Regions from separate parts of the Mus musculus genome. Here region 1 is linked to region 2. Evidence: chromatin loops called from intact Hi-C (ENCODE). Cell type or tissue: heart. All regions are shown on one strand.

Evidence for each region. A loop is a pair of places that touch in the nucleus more often than their neighbours do. Peaks named below come from ENCODE experiments on the same cell type or tissue, not always from the same donor. Only the 100,000 strongest peaks of a DNase experiment are listed, where the experiment ranks them.
Region 1: a loop joins it to region 2, with 2.7 times the contacts of the local background. A loop is called at or near these places in 7 of 42 quality-filtered maps.

Annotation. Positions count from the first base shown.
Region 1 is chr5:147,415,465-147,423,464 of GRCm38, forward strand. It overlaps D5Ertd605e (DNA segment, Chr 5, ERATO Doi 605, expressed), which reads left to right and starts at 3,156. Exons shown (of 3, transcript NR_033625.2): 1 at 3,156-3,237; 2 at 5,166-5,332; 3 at 6,768-7,580. In heart, CTCF peaks have their summits at 156 (motif pointing right) and 3,059 (motif pointing right); a DNase peak (open chromatin) is centred at 3,117; H3K4me3 peaks cover 182 bases.
Region 2 is chr5:147,530,051-147,538,050 of GRCm38, forward strand. It overlaps Pan3 (PAN3 poly(A) specific ribonuclease subunit), which reads left to right. Exons shown (of 19, transcript NM_028291.5): 12 at 1-70; 13 at 1,167-1,257; 14 at 6,351-6,490. Among named protein-coding and RNA genes, the nearest start is that of Pan3, 100 kb to the left of the region's middle. In heart, a CTCF peak has its summit at 4,359 (motif pointing left); no DNase peak of the experiment used is centred here.

The sequences.
Region 1 (8,000 bases), 110 kb before region 2:
ATTCTCCAAATCGTCTGGCTTTATGTCCAAACCAGGAGACATAAAGCCAGGTAGAGGAAGCGTTTATTATCCCAGTGGACACAACTAGAAAAGAACCCGTAGACATACTATAATTAATTAATAGCTGTGCCTGCTCAAGTGAGTACGCTAGAGAGGTGAAGGTAATGGTACAGCAGATGGCAGTAAACCCCACAGGATCATTGGGGAAGAGGTTGAAAAGCAAATGCCAGTGCCTTAGAAAACGACAGCTCTCTCTCTCTCTCTCTCTCCCTGTCTCTCTCTCTCTCTGTGTCTTTCTCTGTGACTCTGTCTCTCTGTCTCCCCCCCACCCCCCGCCCCACACATACATACCTATTACCCATGGAATGGAAACATGATGATGTAAAGAAACTTAAACAAGGTGACAATAATCAAAGAGAGCACAGCATTATGGAAAAGTCTCCAACAGAAGCCCCGACAGGAAAGATCCACGCCCAAATCTTGTCAGACCTTTAAAGAAAAGCTAGTATCAGTGCTCCTCAAACTATCCTGCAAAACAGACACTGAAAGAATGTTTCCAAACTCCAATCTACAAAGCTGCTATTACACTGTTAAAAACCTGATATAATAACATCCTCAACAAAACTATGTAACAATACCCTTCATAAATACAGTGGCAAAATTCATCAATTAAGATACTTGGAAACAGCCGGACTTGAAAACAGCCTGGCATGGTGGTGCACGCCTTTAATCCCAGCGCTCGGGAGGCAGAGGCAGGCGGATTTCTGAGTTCTAGGCCAGCCTGGTCTACAAAGTGAGCTCCAGGACAGCCAGAGCTATAAAGAGAAATCCTGTCTCGGAAAAAAAAAAAAAAAAAGAAAGAAAAAGAAAAAAAGAAAAAAAAGATACTTGGAAACAAAGAAACAAACAAAAAGAGATGTTTGGGACTATGCTAGGCAGTGGTGTTGGATATCTATCATTCTCTTAATCTCAGCCCTCCAGGGGCAGAGACAGGTAGAGCTCTGCTCTACAGAGTTCCAGGAAAGCCAGGGCTACACAGAGAAACCCTGTTTGAAGAGAGATAGAGGAAAAAAAAGATGCTTGGAAACATATTAATAACTCAGACATGATAATCAAGTTGGTTTTAGCCCATGGATGGTTCATCATGACAATAAGCATAATATAAAACACATTAAAAATCAGGGATAAAAGTTACTTGAAATCATATTATCTCAGTGGATGTTCAAAAAACCTTGATATTTATTGCTTAACATTCCTTCATTATAAAAGCCCTGAAAACCTCAGTAAGGAGGCTCTTGTCTCTTGTCTTACTTAGGTTTCTATTGCTGTGATAAATACGGTAACCAAAAACAACTTGAGAAGGAAAGGGTTTATTTCGTCTTACAGGGTGTTATTATCCAGAGAAGTCAGGACAGAAACTCAAAGCAAGACCCTGGTCACAAGACAAGGGAGTAGGCTCAGACAAGAATTTGGCCTTGGGCTAGGACAAGGCTCAAGATGAATACAGCTGGGGAATGTACAGTATTCCTCGTAATGCCTCAGCCTCATAAACCCCTAGACACAGTGACCACGTGGCTCTGTTTATTGCCTTGTTTATTCCTTGACTAGACTACTTTGCCTTTGATCTAGAACTAACCCTACTCTTTGCATATACCTAGAGTGGTATAATCAGACTGGGGGGCGGGGAAGCCCTGGTTAGGCCCTGGCTGGGGTCATGTTATAATGTTGTCTAATAGTCTTTTTTTTTTTTAATCCTTACTCCCTCCCTCAAGACCCTGTTGACTGACTGGGCTGGCTTGGTCAGGTATTTCAAATTTTAGGCAAAGCAAATTCGGCATGAGAACACAATAAGGATACGGACAGGAAAGGGAGGACAAGTCACCCCTGTTGCAGAAGGCATGACTCTATACTTAGCAGACCCTAAGGACTCCACCAGAGGACTGTAGAGTTGATAACTCTGGTGAAGCAGCAGTATTCAGAAATCAACATCTTTCACACACCAGTAATGAGTTTATGGAGAACTAGATCAAGAAAACAACCCCATTCACAATACCAGGAAAAAGCCAGACATGCAGGGGTAGCTCAGTGGTAAAGCAGTTGTCCACTGTGTACAAAGCCCTGGGTTCCATCCCTAATGAAACCAAAAGAAAACACTTAGGAGTCAACTCAACAAAAAGCCTTTGGTAGTACCTCCCTCACACCTTCAATCCCAGCACTGGGGATGCAGAGGCAGGTGGATCTCTGTGAGTTTGAGGCCAGCCTGATCTACAAACAGAGTTCCTGGCCAGCCAGGGCAACAGAGGGGAAACCTGTCTCAGATAACAACAAGAATAACAACAGCAACTTAACCAAAGAGGTGAAACTTAGCATTGAAGAATTAAAGAGCAAAATTAAAGATGACATTAGAAGATGGAAACACCTACTTTGTTCATGGATCAGATGGAATGGCTATACTTATAGGGAAAAAAATCCTAAAATTTTTATGGACTCCAAATTGTCAAAATAACAGAAAGAAGAAATACCTGACTTCATACACACTACAGAACCACACTAACAAAACTCGCCTGGTTTATGCAGAAAGCAAACATATGTATGAATGGAACAGAACATCCCTAAGAGAAGACATATACCAACAGGCCCAGCTCTCTGATTCTTGTTAAAAGTGTCCATGCCCAAAACAGATGTTGTATAAAACTTCAACAAATGGGGTTGGGGAAATAGGGTGTTCACTTGGACAAGGGATCTAGATAATCTGTCTGTCTCTCTCCTAAGTCAACTCAAAATGGATGAAATGCTTCCTGTGGTTTGTATATCAAATGCTCCCACCTCAGCAACTCCCTACACACACACACACACACACACACACACACACACACACACACACACACACAATGAGTTCCTGTGGTTTGTATATCAAATGCTCCCACCTCAGCAACTCCCTACACACACACACACACACACACACACACACACACACACACACACACACACAAAATGAGTTAGGCTCATGTGTTTCCACTCTGCCTCCAGCTGGTGGCGCTGTTATGACTCTTGGAGGAGGTGCAGCCTTGCTGGACAAAGTGGCTCCCAAGGAGCCAACTTTGAGGTCTTATAGCCCAGCCCCATTTCCTGTTCTCGGCTTCCTGACTGCTGATGAATGTAACTAGCTGCCTCACGATCCCTCACGATCCTTCCTGCGGGCTCCTTTCCCTGCCATGGCATGGCCCCTCTTAAACTGTAAGTCATAGAACCCTTGCTACTGTAAATCACTTCTGGTCAGGTATTTAGGCACAGCAATGAGAAAATAGCAAATTAAATACCCTTTAAAACAGTGTTGCATGCATGCATGCATGTGCATGTGAAGACCTGAGGTTGATGTTGAGAATTTTGCTGTTTCTCCTTACCCTATTCGCTGAGGCAGGACTGCTCAGTCAACCCTAGAGCTCTGTGATACGTCTTGTCTCACTAGGCAGCTTGCTCATTTCCCATTTCGTCAGGATTGACATGCTAGATTACTGCATTAGAAGTTCTAACCGACTCATCACACCGACTGCTGTTAAACACAGGGACAGCAGATGCCCAGGGCATACAGTTCATGGTTTTATTTGTCTTAAACTCTTAGTGTCAGCTGTGCTTATTACAATTCCATAATTCTATTAAATCGCATAACAGTGGCATTTAAAAAAAATCTTAAATTTTGAAAGTATTAGAACAAAATGGGAAACTCACTAAGCTGTAGGTCCAAGCAGCAATTTCATAAACAGAACTCCAATAGCTCAGGAAATAAAAGGAAGAATTTATAAATGGAACAAAATAAAAAAGTTCCTCCTATATACATACAGGAATAAGTGAATAAATGAATCTTTTTATCAATTTTTTTTGTTTTGTTTTTTGTTTTTTGTTTTTCGAGACAGGGTTTGTGTAGCCCTGGCTGTCCTGGAACTCATTCTGTAGACCAGGCTGGCCTCAAACTCAGAAATCCGCCTGCCTCTGCCTCCCAAGTGCTGGGATTAAAGGCGTGCGCCTCCACGCCTGGCTCAGATGAAAGGTTTTCAACATTTCAGCAACACATACACCGTGTCTTGGAAATGACTGATACAACTTGTGCTAAATAGGATTCAACTTATAGTTTACTGATTTTTGAATATACCACGTGTGTGTAGGTGTCCCTGGAAGCTGGAAGAGCCTGTCAGATCCCCTGGAGCTGGTTTTAGGCAGTTGTGAGCTGCCTGACATGGGTGCAGAGAACTTTAATGCAGGTTCCCGGCGAGAGCAGCCACAGTTGAAACTGCTGAGCCATATCTCTAGCCTCTAGCTTATTACTTAGAACAAACAAACAAACAACAAATAAACACGGGCATTAAACGTCATGGATTGCTTTTTTCTGAAACCATTGGAGCCTTCTCTTATGCTGTTAATGTGATGGTTGGTACTGATTTTCAACTGTCAAGTCATGCTTACATTCCTGGGGTACACTCATCTTTCATTGTGTTTTATTCAATTTTATAGTCATTTACTTTTCCATTTATATCTAAACAATATAGTAAAACAGACTTTGGTGGTATAGCCAGGGCTAGGCTAGAAACTCACTGGTCAGTCTAGGCTGACCTCAAGTCAGAGCTCCTTCTTATTGAACTCCTAGGTGCTGGATTTCAGACAGGAGCTCCTATTCCTTGGTCAAAATTCATTCATTCTGTTAGATTTTTTTCAATGAATAAGTTCTATTAACTTGGTGTTTATTGACTATTGGTTCTGTGTATTAGTAATATCTGGGTTACATATATTTTTCCCCCTGATGTCATTACTTATTTTTAGTCTCATTCCTAATCCATTCATTTAAAGTTGTTTTTCTTCCTTTTCTTTCTTTCTTTTTTTTTTCTGAGACAGGGTTTCTCTTTATAGTCCTGGATGTCCTGGAACTCACTCTGAAGACCAGGCTGGCCTTGAACTCAGATATCTACCTGCCTCTGCCTTCCAAGTGCTGGGATTAAAGGCGTGCGCCACCACTGTCCGGCTAAAGTTACTTTTCTTATAGTCTTTAACAGTATTTCATAAGAATGGACATGTACGTTAAATTATCTTTTAAAAATATTTTCTAGTTCTATTATTTTTTTCTTAGCCTCTTGGGTTATTTAAAGGTGTGTTTATTTTGTTTTGTTTTTCAGACATCATGCAGCTCTGACTGGCCTGGAACTCTGTCTGTAGACCAGACGGGTCTCAAATTCACAGCCACACACCTGCCTTTGCCTCCTCAATGCTGGTCTCTTTCACAACGATTATTTTTTCATAGTTTTTGCTGCTGGAATCCAACACACCACCTTGAGCATGCTAGGTAAGCTTCCTACCGCCATCTAATTACCAGCTCTACTACTATTCACTTATTTATAAAACATTCTTTTCTGTGTATGAATGTTTTGCCTGCATATGTTTGTGTATCATTTGTATGCAGTGCCCTCTGAGGCCAGGAGGAGGTGTGGGATCCTATTACAGACAGTTGTGAGCTGTCATGCAGATGCTGAGAATTGAACCTGCTTCTTGGAACGGCAGCCAGTGCTTTGAACTGCGGTGTCCTCTCTCCAGTGCTTTGAACTGTGGTGCCCTCTCTCTAGTGCTTTGAACTGCGGTGCCCTCTCTCCAGTGCTTTGAACTGCCGTGTCCTCTCTCCAGTGCTTTGAACTGCGGTGCCCTCTCTCCAGTGCTTTGAACTGCGGTGCCCTCTCTCCAGTGCTTTGAACTGTGGTGCCCTCTCTCCAGTGCTTTGAACTGCGGTGCCCTCTCTCTAGTGCTTTGAACTGCTGTGTCCTCTCTCCAGTGCTTTGAACTGCGGCGTCCTCTCTCCAGTGCTTTGAACTGCCGTGTCCTCTCTCCAGTGCTTTGAACTGCGGCGTCCTCTCTCCAGTGCTTTGAACTGCTGTGTCCTCTCTCTAGTGCTTTGAACTGCTGTGCCCTCTCTCCAGTGCTTTGAACTGCGGCGTCCTCTCTCCAGTGCTTTGAACTGCCGTGTCCTCTCTCCAGTGCTTTGAACTTCGGTGCCCTCTCTCCAGTGCTTTGAACTGCGGTGCCCTCTCTCCAGTGCTTTGAACTGTGGTGCCCTCTCTTGAGTGCTTTGAACTGCGGTGTCCTCTCTCCAGTGCTTTGAACTGCTGTGTCCTCTCTCCAGTGCTTTGAACTGCTGTGTCCTCTCTCCAGTGCTTTGAACTGCTGTGTCCTCTCTCTAGTGCTTTGAACTGCGGTGCCCTCTCTCCAGTGCTTTGAACTGTGGTGCCCTCTCTCGAGTGCTTTGAACTGCCGTGTCCTCTCTCCAGTGCTTTGAACTGTGGTGCCCTCTCTCCAGTGCTTTAAACTGCGGCGTCCTCTCTCCAGTGCTTTGAACTGCTGTGTCCTCTCTCTAGTGCTTTGAACTGCTGTGCCCTCTCTCCAGTGCTTTGAACTGCGGTGCCCTCTCTCCAGTGCTTTGAACTGCCGTGTCCTCTCTCCAGACTCCCTATTTTCTTTTAAAGTTTGATTGTTGACATTATTTTCTATTCCAGGCCCACTGTAATTAGAAATAATGTGTGTGGGGTTCAGGAGATGCTCAGAGGTAAAGAGCACAGTTGTTCTTGCAGAGGACCTGGATCCAGGCCCCAGCACCCACATCTGGTAGCTCAGAACCCACTATTACTCCAGTTCTTGGGGTTCTGACATCTATGGGCCTTGGTAGATACCTGTACAAACAGACAAACATACAGTTAGAAATATGTTTTAAAAATCTATACCTGTCTTTAAAGGGTGGACTTCCTTGAGCTGTTGGTCACAAGAATACAGGCAACTGCCACTGATGTTGGTTGCCCACCGGAGCTGGAAGGTGGCTGATGATTTCATACGCCTTGTTCGCCAGACATACAGAAACTCAAGTGGAACTGAGCTGGAGGCTTCATCTCTGCTGGCTCACGTTTCCAGTGGGAGCTATGCAGGCTGCAGCGGGAGAACTGTCAGCCACAGTCTCACTCAGCAGTGAATTCTGGGTGCAAACACTACAGACCAGCCAGAGATGTGCCTACTTGTACAGCAGGGGCAAGTCTATTATGGGGGACAACCCACTGTTTTCTGACTGGATTTGAGGCCTGCTCAACACGAGGCAATTCCTGTCTGACACTGTACTCTGGTCAAAAGCCCATGGCTGGGGAAGTCATAGGCCCTAATGGGGAAGCCACTGATGTGTTGCCAACTGAACACGATGTCCTATCAAATTGCCTTCTAATCAACCACATTTATTCCTACAAACTAATGCTATATCAGCTTTGGTTAAAAATAAAATGCTCTTCGTGGTAGGAGTGATGATTTGAATATGCTTGGCCTAGGAGTGGCACTATTAGGAGGTGTGGCCTTGTTGCAGGAAGTGTGTAGTTGTGGCCATGGGCTTTAAGACTCTCATCCTAGCTCCCTGGAAGTCAGTCTTCTCCTAGCAGCCTTCAGATGAAGATGTAGACCTCTCAGCTCCTCCAGCACCATGCTGGCCTGGATGCTGCCATGCTCCCGCCTTGATGATAATGGACTGAACCTCTGAACCTATAGGCCAGCCCCAATTAAATGTTGTCCTTATATGAGTTGTCTTGGTCATGGTGTCTGTTCACAGCAGTAAAACACTAAGACAGTGGGCAACTACAGAACTTTATGGCAAATGTAGACGCTTACACTTGGTATCTTAATCACCCCCTCCAATACTGCAGAGGGACAGAAAGGGAAAGCTAGAGAAGGGTGTGTCTCTGAAGGTCATAGTGTGGAAGGCTGAGTTCCAGGTATACCTTAGCTGTTGCATTCTTGGAACCCATAATAACTCAGATCACCTGTCTATGATCTGGCCTGTCAATACCCAGTCATGGTATGCAGAGGTGCTCATGGGGCCCCATACAGTTAAATGGTGGATGGCACAGGGTGTGGAGTGGTGGACAGTGAGAGGAAGCCTGGTAAGGTCAAGCTAGGGCTTGAAGCCCCAGAGACCCAGAAGGGACAGTAGGAGC
Region 2 (8,000 bases):
CCATTCATACAGCAGGTTTGGCCTGTAGAGTAATGGACCCAACGAAGATTCTGATAACCAGCAAAACAAGGTACTAGCATTTTCAATGTTCTGAATCTGGGTTTCTTGTCATTTTTCTTTAGTGATCTATTTAGTGTGTGTGTGTGTGTGTGTGTGTGTGTGTGTGTGTGTGTGTGTGTGTGTTGTGTGTTCTGCCTGCATACATATGTGTGCATCACATGTGCTTGGTGCCCATGGAAGCCAGAAGAAGTTATTAGGTTCCCTGGAGTTAACAGATGGTTGTGAATTATCCTTAGAAAGGTTGGCAAGAGTCACAAAGGTATTTGACAATAAAGACAAAAGTATCAGCACCACTTTCTTGTACAGAACCATCATTCTTAAGTTGCACCGTAAGTCAGTCTCAGATTGGTGGGCTCTGCCTGCACAGCTGGTGATGTAGGAAGTCTACAGAGTTTGTATTGTTAACAAGTTGTTAAATGATTATTGATTAGGATCTAAGTGTTGAGGATAATACAGTGAGGTAACAGAGATCTTAGCTTCAGCTAATACTTTAGTGTCCATAATATTTTGCAAGTTGTTTTGGGCAGCACAGCATGTGGAAGTGAAGATAGTGACTGGACCTTGGGGTTAATACCTATAGTCTCGTTACTTGGGAGGCTAACAGCTTGGGCTACAACATAGAGACAGACCCTACACACATACACATACACACACACACACACACACACACACACACACACACACACACACACAGAGTAAAAACCAACAAAACAGTAAAGCCCCAAAGTGCCCTGGTTCATTTTCTTGCCTGTTGATAATTGAGGAAATTTTTGGCTTTTCTAAGCTTCAGCAGTGCTGCTAGCCAGTGCTGTGACTGTCTGATAAACTCATTCAGAGGTTTGAGTTAAAACAAGTAAGACGCTAAGAACACAGCTAAGACACAGTGTCAGCTGCATCTTTAGGAAAGTGAAGGATTACCATTCCGGCTCTTTTCAGTTACTAACTTTATGCCTGGAGTCGCACCATTTAATGTCTCTCAGGCTGAGTTTCATGATCTTTGAAATGGTTGTTGGTTTTGTGGGTGGGGAGGATGGAGATGGACATTAGTCATTAACATTTTAGATCCCATCTTAATTATGTTCTTTAAATTGTTTTGATCCTTACAGGTTACGAGTAAATTGTGTAGGAGTCTTTGATGTTTTAACATTTGATAACAGTCAAAATAATAATCCTTTGGCATTAATGGCTCAGTACCAGGTGAGTAAGAATTAGTATGGCTGCTTATTTTGGTTTTTGGTTTTTTTTTTTTGTTTTTTCTCTTAAGCTAAACTTGGTTTTAAAGTATTTGGGGTTTTAAGTTTTCCTGCTCAGTGTTTGATAGCTGTTAGTTTTACTCTAGAATGCTTGTCCTACTACATTATCTTCCAAGGATTGACATTAGAGCACCCTGTCCTATGTTTTTCCTTTGTTGCCATAAAGGCTGTCATTTTTTGTATATTACCAGAATTTTATTATTCTCTAAATTCACTCTATTATTTCTGATTCATGCTCCATAGTGTTCTTAGCTATTTTCTTACTTATTTTCTTATTGACATAGAACTTAAGAACCCATTCCTGGGTATGTAATCTAGTGGTAGAAAAGTTCTTAGCAAATTCCAGGCTCTGCATTGCTCTCCATATGCCAGTACTGAAAAAAAAAAAAAAACAGAGAGACTATCCCTGTGGGGAAGGAGTAGGGTAGGCGCTTCCATTTGGATTCCTGTATGTAAGAACCTGGGTAGCTGGTTTGTCTTGCAGTGCTTCACATTGATATACAGCTGTTGCTAAAGCTGGTTTTAGGTTTTGTGTGTAAGAAGTCATGCGAGGTTTGCTTATTTGTGTTTAGCTGCTTGTTAATCTGAGGTTTGATGCAAGGCAGAATGGCTTGGTCACATGAGGAGGCACTATTCTGTTGTCCTCCACTGTTCAACTTTGGTTTGTTTCAAAAGAAGTTTTAGTTTACTTTAGGGTAAGACAAGTTTCAGAACAAGAAGGAAGGAAATGATGGGATGAGAAATAAGAGTCCCGGGCCCTGTTCTGTGTTTGGCTTCATGCGACAGTCTGCGGCTGTTGGGGATTTAGAGGCACTCTGACACCCATGTGTTTGCATGCCGTTCCTATCTTAGTTCCCCTTGGCTGTGCCTACCTTAGCAGGCTGCCTTGGTTGATATCTGGTATCCAGTAGGCAATGTGGGAAGGAATCGTGATGTGAGTGAGCACAGAGCACACCTCCAGCAGCAGATTTCTTCCATCTAAGTATGGTCTACTCCTCCTCTTCTCATGGACTGTTATTTCTTAGTGTCTTCTGCTGCTGCGTTATACTTAGGAACTCATTGGCCTAATTTTTATCTTCATCCAAAAGTGACTAATGAGCTAGGTGTGCACTAGGGAGTAGGCTGAAGGCAGGTCAGTGAGTTTGAAGATAGAATAGGCTACTTTGAGCCGGAATGTGACTGAAAATTACTAAATACTAGTGATTTAGATATGTCTTAAGAAAGTTATGCTACATTTTTGGATAGTATTTAAAGCCAGTACTACCAGGAATCTAGAAACTTCTTGTCCAGGCTAAAAAAAAAATAAAACTCGTGTCTTAAGATTATCACTGTATATTTTAGATAGAATTTGACTAAGAAGCTGTGCACAAAACCTTGGGTTCAACCTCTAGCACTAAACTATTGCTTATTACTATAAAACAAGGCTACTTTGAATTTTCTGAGTCACTTTTTTGTGTTTTGCAGATGGGTACTATTTCACTTACTTTATTGTGTAATAGCTTGTAAAATGAGGCTTTTTTAAAAGGGAGATAGATATTACCTTGAATTACAACCAACCAGCTATTTTATAAGCCTGGGGCAACCATTTTATTATAAATAAAATTTTAAAATTATAATAAAGTGCCTTTATTTATAAACTGTCAGCTTTCACCCAGTTGTCACTCTCTTTACTTTTCAGTAAAATGCATTTCTCAGGTTTCTTTTCTCTTTTTATTGTATGGATGTAGAAGATTTTTGTATAGATTATTATAGCAAGGCCTAGAAGAGATTTACAGACAATCCCAAAGGGGAGGTTTGTTTTTTGTTTTGTTTTGTGAGGGCTCAGGAGAGAGGAGCGCATTGTTTCTTGTAGTCTATTTCTCACAGTCTGCTTCAGACACGTGATTAGAGACTGACTTTCAGTAAAGTGGACATAAGTAGAGCCATAGATAAAATCAGAGAAAAAAAACAAGAAACCAAGAATCAGGAAGACACTGAAAATGAGTTGGGGGGAACCTCCTGAATTCAACAAATGGGGGTAAAAACCAGATGGAGGTAAGAAGCAAAAAAAATGGAAAATTATTTAGCTGGAAAATACAGGGGAAAAAAGAGTTCCTTGAGTCATTAATGCCAAAATTTCTTAACTAATGAAGACTATTAATCTTTTATTTAAAAGTAAGTTGTAATGTAAATTCTTTTATGTAGTGTGTATATCTTCTTTCTGAGTTTACGTCCCGAGTCAGCTTTAGATAGGTGCAACACTCAGATACCCACGTAGCCCTCCTGTGGGCCCTTTGTTCTCACATAGGATATGAAATATTTTAGGAGGAAGGCATCAAACCAGGGTAGAGCCAGACTGAGACTTGTTCCGTTTCAAAGCTTGGGAGGCTGTCTGATGTTACAGTCTGCTCACACACTTGATAAATGAGCACCTGTAGTTTACTTTGCTGACTACAATGTATTGAAACCGTGTAGAAATGGGAAATACTACGTATTTCTCAAAGCCAAAAGTTTTGTACTTTCATCAGCACAACTTGGGAGATTTTATTTGTTCTTACGTTGACTGAAGGACTCCTAACTTTCAGTAGCCAGACAGGGATGACATTGGCACCTCCCACCAACCTGCGCCCTCCCACACCAGGCTGCAGTCAGGGTCCCTAAATCTGGTATTAATCCTTGGCTTCTTCCAACAAATTCAACATATTTTGTACATTTACTCAGTTTTCACCTGATCACAGAAACTCATGTGTAAAATGTCAGGGCTGTACTGGTAGTTTTGAATAAAATGTTGAGTTTGAATAGCTAAGTGTTTTAGTAATGGAGTCTAGCATGTAAACTATTTAGGTCAAATGTTAGGGATAGCCATCTGTTGCTGCAGTTCACTGGTGAATCCTTAGAACCCTTGGCTCCCTGCATGCCCATTTCATATTCTATCAAGGCCCCATGCTTCTCAGCCACTCAGAACAGACACACCAACCCCTAGACTTTATCACTTATTTTGAACTTATTTTGAACCACATGGTGGGTCACAACCATCTGTAACAAAAATCTGATGCCCTCTTCTGGAGTAACTGAAGACAGCTACACACACATAACCAAAACTCATGCGAGGAGGAGGCTACTTAGACATCATTTTATTTAATTTGGTTTGTATTTTAGCTCTTTGGATTTTTTTTTTTTTTTTTTTTTTTTTTTTTTTTTTTTTTTTGGTTTCTCGAGACAGGGTTTCTCTGTATAACCCTGGCTGTCCTGGAACCCACTTTGTAGACCAGGCTAGCCTCTTTCTCAGAAATCCACCTGCCTCTGCCTCCCGAGTGCTGGGATTAAAGGCGTGCACCACCACACCCGGCTCTTTGGATGTTTTTAATGTATGGCTAGATTTGAAAACTCCTATAAGAAAAAAAAATGTTCAGTAGATGAACATGGATTCAGTAACTGACTTGGTATCTCAGATCCTAAGTATTTATAGAAATCATCAGTAAAAGTTACTTCAATTGTATTCCATGCTTAAAGCAACCACATTCTTTTAGGCATGTGATGATTGTCATTGTAGAGGAGTATTGCTAGGGACTGTTTTGTTTGCTGGAGTTGTTTTGTTTTTTGTTTGTTTGTTTGTTTGTTTTTGTTTTTTGAGACAGGGTTTCTCTGTATAGCCCTGGCTGTCCTGGAACTCAGAAATCCGCCTGCCGGGGCTGGTGAGATGGCTCAGCGGTTAAGAGCACCGACTGCTCTTCCAAAAGTCCTGAGTTCAAATCCCAGCAACCACATGGTGGCTCACAACCATCTGTAATGAGATCTGATGCCCTCTTCTGGAGTATCTGAAGACAGCTACACACATATAATAAATAAATAAATCTTTAAAAAAAAAAAAAAAGCCTCTGCCTCCAGAGTGCTGGGATTAAAGGCGTGCGCCAGCATGCCCGGCTGTTTGCTGGAGTTGTAAGCAGTGCTCAAATTCTTTTAGAACAGTGGTTTTCAGTCTGGGGGTTGTGACCCCTTTAAAGGTCAAATGACCCTTTCCCAGGGGTCAGATATTAGATTGTTATAATCCATAACAGTAGCAAAACCACAGTTATGAAATAGCAATGAAAACAACTTTATAGGTAGGCGTCACCACCCCATGAGGAGCTGTATTAAAGGGTCACAGCGTTAGGAAGGTCCTGATGACCACTGTTAGAAGGAAAACCTCACGATAATGGACCATTTTTAAAACAAAAAATGGAGGGAAAAAGAATTCAAAGACCTATTATTATCAGTGAGCAAAAATAGCTCACTATTGGAAAACAAAGACACGGGGTGTCATTGATGTCTGCCGTTTTGATGTTCTATGATAACTGTGATCTGAATGCTTACTTGTAGGGGGCTGTCTTGTCTCCACATTCACATGGCTATCTTGAACTCAGGAAATGTGTGTTTAGTCACAGTGATCTTGGCAAAGCAAGCATGTAGTGGCCCTCAGTTCTGTGAAACGGGGAAGAGTATCAGTTGCATTTAAAATTTCAGAATAAAAATACAAATGTTGGAACAAGTGAGAGAGATAGCTCAGCACATTAAGACATCTATCATGTTAGCCTGGAGACCTCTTGAGGTGAATCTCTGTAGCCTGCATGTAAAGGTGGGAAGAGAAAGCTACTTCAGAGTTGTCTTGGTACCTGTCTCAACCCCCTCCTGCACCCATCCCCCACCCCCGAAAACATAAAAGCTTGTAAAAGCAACAGTTCCATAATTGGAATGTAAATTGTTTACAGTAATGTTTCCTAAAAGTATGGTGGTCCTAGAAATGCTTTCATTAGGATGACTTGGATGCCCTCAAATGTTTGGACCTATTAATTAAATGAGACTGTGACAGAGAGGCTCAGTAAAGTCACAGTGATTCTTACAAGTAACCATGCTCCTCGTGTCTCTCTGTCTCTCTCTCTCTCTCTTTTCTCTTTTTCTCTCTCTGTGTCTCTGTCTCTCTCTCATAATGTGCTATTCCTGTTAGGTGATGTGTTCAGTGTGTTTGAAAATATACCTGTAAAGCAGAAATTAAAAGTTATGTTTATTTTCTCATGTCAGCAAGCAGATCTGATATCATTAGGAAAAGTTGTGTTGGCTTTGGCTTGCAACTCTTTGGCAGGAATTCAGCGAGAAAATTTACAGAAAGCCATGGAATTGGTGACAATCAACTACTCCTCTGACCTGAAGAACCTCATCTTGTAAGTCCATGAAGCAGAGTGGTCCTCTGTGATTAAGATAGAGATTTCCATAGGAGCCGTCCCACTGTTTAAAGTTAGCAGACACAAGCAGTTATTGATTTCCTAATTTTTATTGATAACTATGTATTTCTTAGGATGGATATATAAACCAGTTTGTTAGTCACTTGGTCAGAGAGTGCCTTCTAGAGTTGTACTGATAGCCACTTGTTGCTAGCTCTTGGGTTACACTAGTCATACTGAAGAGCTCCACAGCCATGTATGTAGACCCCAGCTAAGGCATGGACAACAAAGAAATGAAAAGAGCCTTTTCATCTTTTGAGCTCCCTCGGCCAGTGTTGCTCTAGATAGTGAGAGATGCTGTAATGCAGCCTCCTTCAAAGTCCAGTTATGTGTATGAATCTCTGCTCCAGGGGTGCAAGTCAACGGAAGACTCCAAGAAGTCTTTGAATATAAGTTTGGGATGAATTTGACTTTCACTGTGGACTACCATTACCACCAAAGGATTCATTACTGTCTCTTGACACGAGCGGGAGGGCACACAACTTTTACTACAGCTATGAGTTTAATCTAGGGGGAAAGATGCTAAGAAAACTCTTCAAATTTTCCCTATTATGTTCTAGAAGCCATTAGAATTTATTGATCCTAATCAATAGTCTCTTTTAGCTTCCAGTGAACCTTTCTGCTCTTTCTGTGTAGCCCTGGATGATCCAGTTTCTTTTTGGACCAGCCCTGGGGTATGGAACTGGGGGATGGAGGATGGGGCTGCCCACCTGTTCTTTGTTACATTGGCTTCACCGTCTTGCTTGTGAGACACTAGAAGCCAGTGCTTGCCTGGGACCTAGAAGTAGTCAGTTAAGATGGTAGAGCGTTGGGAAGAAGGATTTGTGTATGATTCCACCCTTAGTTTGCAATGTCCAGGGTTTTCTGGACAGTTACAGGCTATATAATACTAGATACACCTTTTTTAAAAAGTAGAAGTTAAGGATACTTTTCAAATTTTCTTTATATTAATAATTATTGAAAGAGGATAATAATATATGTGAGGTTTCATATACTATTCTTTTTAAATACTTGAAGATTTCCTTAGAAAACAGTAAATAATTTTTTAAAAAATCCTTTGTTAGTGACAATAAAATGGTACATAAGTAAAAAGTCATCTCTCATTAGTCACAGTAAATACCACCAGGTCTCCGTAAGACTGCTTGACATGAATTGCAGTTCAGTCTCAAATAACCTGCAAGTGGGGTGTCATTATTAGCCCCATTTTAGATACAAGAAAGCTGAGAAAGTAGACTTGTCCATATGGCACATAGCTGGTAATAGCTTTTAGTATGATTAGGTAAATGTTGTAAACGTTAGTGGTTATAATGGATAACTAAGATAGTTTGTGTGGTTATAATCATTCATTTACTCATCAAAAGGATGCTTACATAGGGGTTGGAAAGATGGCTCAGCACTTACGAGCATTGGCTGCTCTTCCAGAGACCTAAGTTCAATTCCCGGCACCCAC